Regions from separate parts of the Homo sapiens genome. Here region 2 is linked to region 1. Evidence: chromatin contacts called from ENCODE Hi-C or POLR2A ChIA-PET data. All regions are on one chromosome and are shown on one strand. Each heading gives the region's core, a stretch centred on a gene start or an enhancer-like site at or near the end of the contact. The rest is flanking DNA. Distances are from core to core; before and after follow the strand shown.

Region 1 (2,700 bases), core at 155-2,654:
ACATGAGAGGAAGTTGTGGGTTGCCTAGTGGGCCAGCGCATCCCTCGGCTGCTGACCTGAGAGCCATCTTCACACATTTTATTAGGCCCTCTCCCACGGCAGGCCAACTACTAAGTTGTAGGAAGACCAGTTCCCCACCCCCGAAGGGCCACCAGCTTCCCAGTCACTCACACTCTAGGAAAGCTCTGAACAGTGGCACCTGTCCCTTGACAGGCCCATCAACATCCGCCTGTACTTGCTTCTATTATCTTCAGCCCATTATAACATGGGTAACATCGCTGTCAATCTGTACCAAAAATACTTAAGCTAGGCAAAATGAATGATCATCTAACTCAAATGAAGTCCAGGTTCCAGGCGATCATGGAGAAAAATGTAATAAGGTGAGCAGGATTCAAGGATTTCTGGAAGCAAGGATATGGATGATTTCCAAGATTAAATAAGGGATAGAACACAGGTTAGAACACCAGACTAGCCAACATTACAAATGACCAAGAAAGACCAATGACAGCTGGGTAGGAGTTTAATCTTCCTAAAGACGGCTGAACTCTGGGTTACACCTGCAATCTTTGTGGCAGTTCAACTGCTGTAATAACCCTGGCTATTAGCCTCAATGACACGGAAGGACCAGCTAACTCGGAGCTTCCCAGTGCTGGGGCTAACTCGTGGAGTGGCCCGGACGCCTCGCAACAAGTGAAGCCAAAGCCGGCGCCCTCCCACCAGACGGGGCTCGCGCCCGGGGACGCTAGTCCGACTCCCGGCTTCCCGCAACCCGGCCCCAAAGGCCTAAAAATAGGCTCAGCGTGGCGGCCGGGGCCGGGGCGGGCGGCGGAGGAGCCGGGCGGAGGCCGCAGTATCCCCGCCTCGGAGCCCCTGCTTCCTGGGGTTCCGGGCCGCCAGAGGCCGGGGCAGCTCCCCACGATGCCGCTGCGCCCCGGACTCCCGCCTGGAACCCCCAGGGGAACCGGCTCCCCACCCCCACACGGCCCCGCCGCAGCTGCTCCGCCCGCCGGCCCTTCGCCGTGAGAGCAAGAGGAAGGACGAGGAGACGGAAGCAGGAACGAGAGCTCCGGCCGAGGGCCCGGGCTCTGCCCGGCTGCCCCATCCCTGCACTCTGGGGGGCGGCGGGGCGGCAGCTGACGCAGGCAGAAACACGCCCGGCTGCGGCCAGCCAGCAACTTTGCGGCGGTTTCGTCCTGCCGGGAACACTCCGGGGCTGAGGGCGGAGGAGAAGGGAGGCGGCGGCTGGGCAGGAAGCCGGGGTCCCGGGGCTGGCGGCGGCGGGCTGCGCGGCGGTACCTGTCATGGTGCTGCCGGGTGCGCAGGCGGCCGGGGCAGCCTCAGGTTGGTGACTCAGAGAAGCCGGCACCGGGAGGGAGCGCGGCCAGCGAGGAGGCACGGCGGGGAACCGAGCGTCTGCCCCGTGCGCTCTTATAGCGGCCGTCACGTGGCCGCGCACGCTCTCGCTGCCGTCCGCATCCTCCCAGCTGCGCGGCCGGCAGGGGCGGTGGCCCGCGGGGCTCCGGGTCCCGCGTCTCCCTCGGCTCCTCCTCCCTCCCTCGGGGCTAGGCTGCCGCTGCGGCTGCGGCTCACCGGCGCCCCTGCTCCTACTTCCCCGGGGCGCCTGCCCTTGTCAACCGCGCGCCCCCTGTCGCCGCTAAACCTGGGAGTTAAGGGGGACTTTGGGGCTGAGTGCGGCATCAAACTCCCCAAGAAGCCAAGGGTTAGGGAACCTTAAAAAACAAGCAAACAAACCCCAGATTACTCTAGTTAAAATCGTGAGTCTGAACTGCTTGAATGAAACGTAAAATTTACGCTTTTTTTGCAGAATTTCGATCAGCCTCTATAATCATTCCTTAGTGTACTCACAATGGTTTTGTACCCTTAACCTAAAAAATATAGTGAATATTTCGTAAATGTTAAATTCTTGGAGCCATCTGCATCAATTAGGCATTTAAGTGCTTCATTTAATCCTTGTACGAACTCAGTGAGGTGTTACATATTCATTTTACAGACGAGGAGGAAACTGAGCTCAGAAAAGTTAAATTAACTTTTCTTTTCTTTTTTTTCTTGTATTTTTAGTAGAGACAGAGTTTCACCATGTTGGCCAGCCTGGTCTGGAACTCCTGGCCTCAAGTGATCTGCCAGCCTTAGCCTCCCAAAGTGCTAACTTTTCTATAGTCATATAATATAAATGGAGAAAGTAGGATTTAAACCCTGGCAGTTTGGTTACAGAATCAACCTTCCCACCCAGAAAGTCTTGGTGCCTCTTGTACACAGGGGCTCCAAAAAGGTTAGTAAATTATTGTAACTGTGGTTAGCCAATGCTAACCTGTTTCACAAATCTTGAAATGGTCAATTTGTCATTTTTCTAGGAAGTTGAGAAATAGCTTTAATGTGATCACATCCTTCTCTGCTCCCCATCCCCAGTCCAAACACAGAACAAGCCTCGGGTAGTTCAGTTCTCTGCAAACTGAAAACTGAAATTGCTCGGTAAATGTTGAATGAGTACTGCAAAGCCATTTGGAAACCAATCAGGAAGTTGACATCAGTTCAAAAAGCAAAACAGATGCTTAAGAATAAGTGATTTATTTGCAAAGGTGGTACTGCTGTCCTCAAACCAGTTATATCACTGTTTCCTCGTGTGTGGGTGTGGATCTCCTACATCAGAATCACTTGGGGGCACTGGTTAAAGCGTAGATT
Region 2 (2,823 bases), core at 230-2,729, 190 kb before region 1:
GTTCTAAGGGCCAGAGGCTGCCACTTGGAACTCTAAATTCCCCCTATCTAGTACAGTATCTGGCATATATTAGGAGATCATCAAATGTTTCTTTAATAAACATAGAGTAAAATCTTGAACAGATTATATACATAGGTGAGCATTTTCTTTAATAAGAACCATATTTTTCTTCTATTAGTTGTAAAGTTGGCTTCCAGGAAAATACTATTTCTCAATAACTTAGCAGGGTGTAGCAAGGGTGCTATTTTAGGTAGAGAGGTCAGGAGGGCTTCCTTGAGGAGGTGGCATTGCTGAAAACACCTAAAGTTTGAGAAGTAATGAAATTCAGGTAATTGTGCACGAATTGATTCTAGGCCCCGAAGACAGGAGCAATGCCTGGTGTGTGTGAGCAGCAGCAAGGCAGCCAGAGGCTAAAGAAAAGCACACAAGGGACAGAATGCTAGAGATGAGATCCAGGGAGAGCAGGGGCCAGATGGAGTAGGGAGGACCTCAGACTCGAGATTTAAGACTGATGTTCTGATGGACACCTTTTAAGGGGCTGTTGGTGATGTGTGGTTAAGTGACCCTAAGGGGGCAAGGACAGAATCTGGGGTCAGTTAAGGACCACTGCAATAATCTGGGTAAAATCATCATCATCATCATCATCATCGAGATTTGGAATATGGTGGAAGCGGCTGAAGTGGTGAGATGTTATCATATTCTGGTTCCATTTTAAAGGTGGTACTAAAAGGACCTGCTGGAAAATGGGCACTAGGGAGTGTTAGGGAAGAGAGGAGTCAAGCATGACCCCAAGGTTTTGGGCACTGACCACTGGTGGAAGAGCAGGTTGTAAAGGGGTGTGGAAAAGAGAAGAAAATGTTATTTTGCAGCTTATGAGAATAAGTAAAAGCAGAGATGGCCAGACAGTAATATGTGCAGGTGGTGAATCAATACTTTATATTCTAGTGAAATTTTCTGCTTAGAAAAAGGGTGAGGACATAGGAACAGCTCAGACTGAGGCTTGAAGAAAAAGTAAGACGTCTACCACATCACTTGAGACCATCTCTGTTGTCTTGCTTGATTCTCTAGTGAATGTCTGTTGGACTCTGGCAGGTTAGTGTGATAGCATGAATATGTAATGGTGTGGTCTAAATAAATGGGATGGAAAATGAGTGTGGCTGGGATTGGTGAGTGGGCATGGCCAAAAGTTGAGGCCTGTGAGCAGTTGCACAGGAAGCCCTGAGGTGAATGGAAACGCAGATCAGACTGGAGAAAAGCCTAGAGCACATGGGAAAAGGGTAAGAGCCTTGGCAAAGCAGGAGGGTGAAGCAACTGGTCGTCTTCAAAATGCCAAGGCCGAGGGTGTGGTTATGTCCTGTATGTGGGAGTAGTGACAAAACAGCACATGGTGTGATAGAATGAGATGGACTGGAGGGGGAGGTAAACATAACTGTGTCAAGTCGGTGACTCATGAGATCAAGAGGTCTAACGGCTCCTCGCCAGGAATCATGAGCTCACTAAGGATGATCATGAGAGAGGACAAGGAAAGGAAGCCAATGCTGAAGCTGAGGGAATTACACAAAATAGTCCAGATACACACATGCAGAGATTACGGGAAAGGTGCCAGCCACTGGGGAAAAATCACTTGGTATCTGAAGAGAAAAAAGTATATTAGGAAAACACACTTCAAGCTAAGAAGAGATTGGTTGCAAAGTTTTTTCAAATTGTAATATTGAAGTACACACCTCCTAGCTTTGTGGTATGGCAAGTGGGTTATAGCTAATTTAAAATTAACCCAAAAAATGACAAAATTTTGTCTTCCAGTTCATCTTAAAACTAAATTCCTGAAAACAATCTTGAGTACCACAATTTTTAAAAACTAATTACACTGACATTTCCAGTTCCTGGGTCCTAGTTATCAAGGCTGTGTGTGTGTGTGTGTGTGTGTGTGTGTGTGTGTGTGTACAATATAAACCAAATACAACCAGATCCATTAACACTTGATGAATTTAGGTGAAACTCTCACTTACGTATGGAAAATCCCAGAAAGATCTGGAGCTGGAACAGAGGATTCTGCTTGTATTCCATGGGCTTATTATTCAACTGTGGATCAAGTTAAGGTAAAATACAAATCATTTGTTTTGTGACACTTCCCAAAATAGACACACAATTGAAGGAAGACAAGGTTAGTGTTTTCCTGTGGTCCAATTCTACGTTAAAATCCTAGGAAAATAAACTGTTTGCAATCTACTTTAGCAACTATGCTGCTACCTATGACACACAAGACAAAAATCTAACATTTCCTAATATGATACAGCTCAAAGGCCTTTCAAGATATTTGGGAAGTTTAGATTTTTGTCTTGTGGGTCACAGGTAGCCACTGAAAAATTGACCAAGAATGGCAGTATATTTGCATTTCAGATCCTTCATTCTGGTGGAATGAAGGAAGGCTTGGAGGGGGAAGAGACTGGAGGTTGGGAGGCCGTTGTAATACGTGAGGCAAATTTCAAGGACCTCTACTGTAAGGAGGGAGAAAAGAAATGGAGTCGGTTATAGATAGGTGGGTGAAGTGCCTGAGTGAGCCGGGGGAAGTAGCTCCTTGATAATTCAGTGTTCTGGCTCAAACAAATGAGTAAATCTGGTATTTGTGGTCCTATTTATTATTACACATTTCATTCATCTATGGATTTTTAGGGACTGCCATAGCGCTTGGCTCACACTCAAGAGTTCATGAGTTTATGGAACAAACCAACACTGTTCATTTGGGATTCTTTTAAAATCACTGCTCATTAGCTGAGCTAATTTTTGCCTCTGCAGACATTTCTGTTATGTCAGCATCACCCA

The links. Hi-C counts contacts between places; a loop is a spot of excess contacts on that map. ChIA-PET counts read pairs that join two places held with the same protein, here RNA polymerase II (POLR2A). Pooled maps may share reads with other maps.
Region 2: a pooled map shows a loop between it and region 1 (3-fold over the local background). The contact joins the enhancer-like site here to the promoter of GYG1 in region 1. A Hi-C loop is called at or near these places in 3 of 50 pooled maps. POLR2A ChIA-PET finds 5 or more read pairs at or near these places in 3 of 52 experiments (Caco-2, H1 and T-cell).

The regions. Positions count from the first base shown.
Region 1 is chr3:148,990,244-148,992,943 of GRCh38, reverse strand. It overlaps GYG1 (glycogenin 1), which reads right to left and starts at 1,404. Exons shown (of 8, transcript NM_004130.4): 1 at 1,297-1,404. The coding sequence starts at 1,303. RefSeq lists silencers at 388-682, 716-1,765.
Region 2 is chr3:149,178,832-149,181,654 of GRCh38, reverse strand. It overlaps CP (ceruloplasmin), which reads left to right. Exons shown (of 19, transcript NM_000096.4): 15 at 1,993-2,099. Among named protein-coding and RNA genes, the nearest start is that of CP, 42 kb to the left of the region's middle. Within about 2 kb of position 1,479, at least 16 of the 41 ENCODE cell types and tissues checked have a DNase peak (open chromatin) inside an H3K27ac peak, as active enhancers do.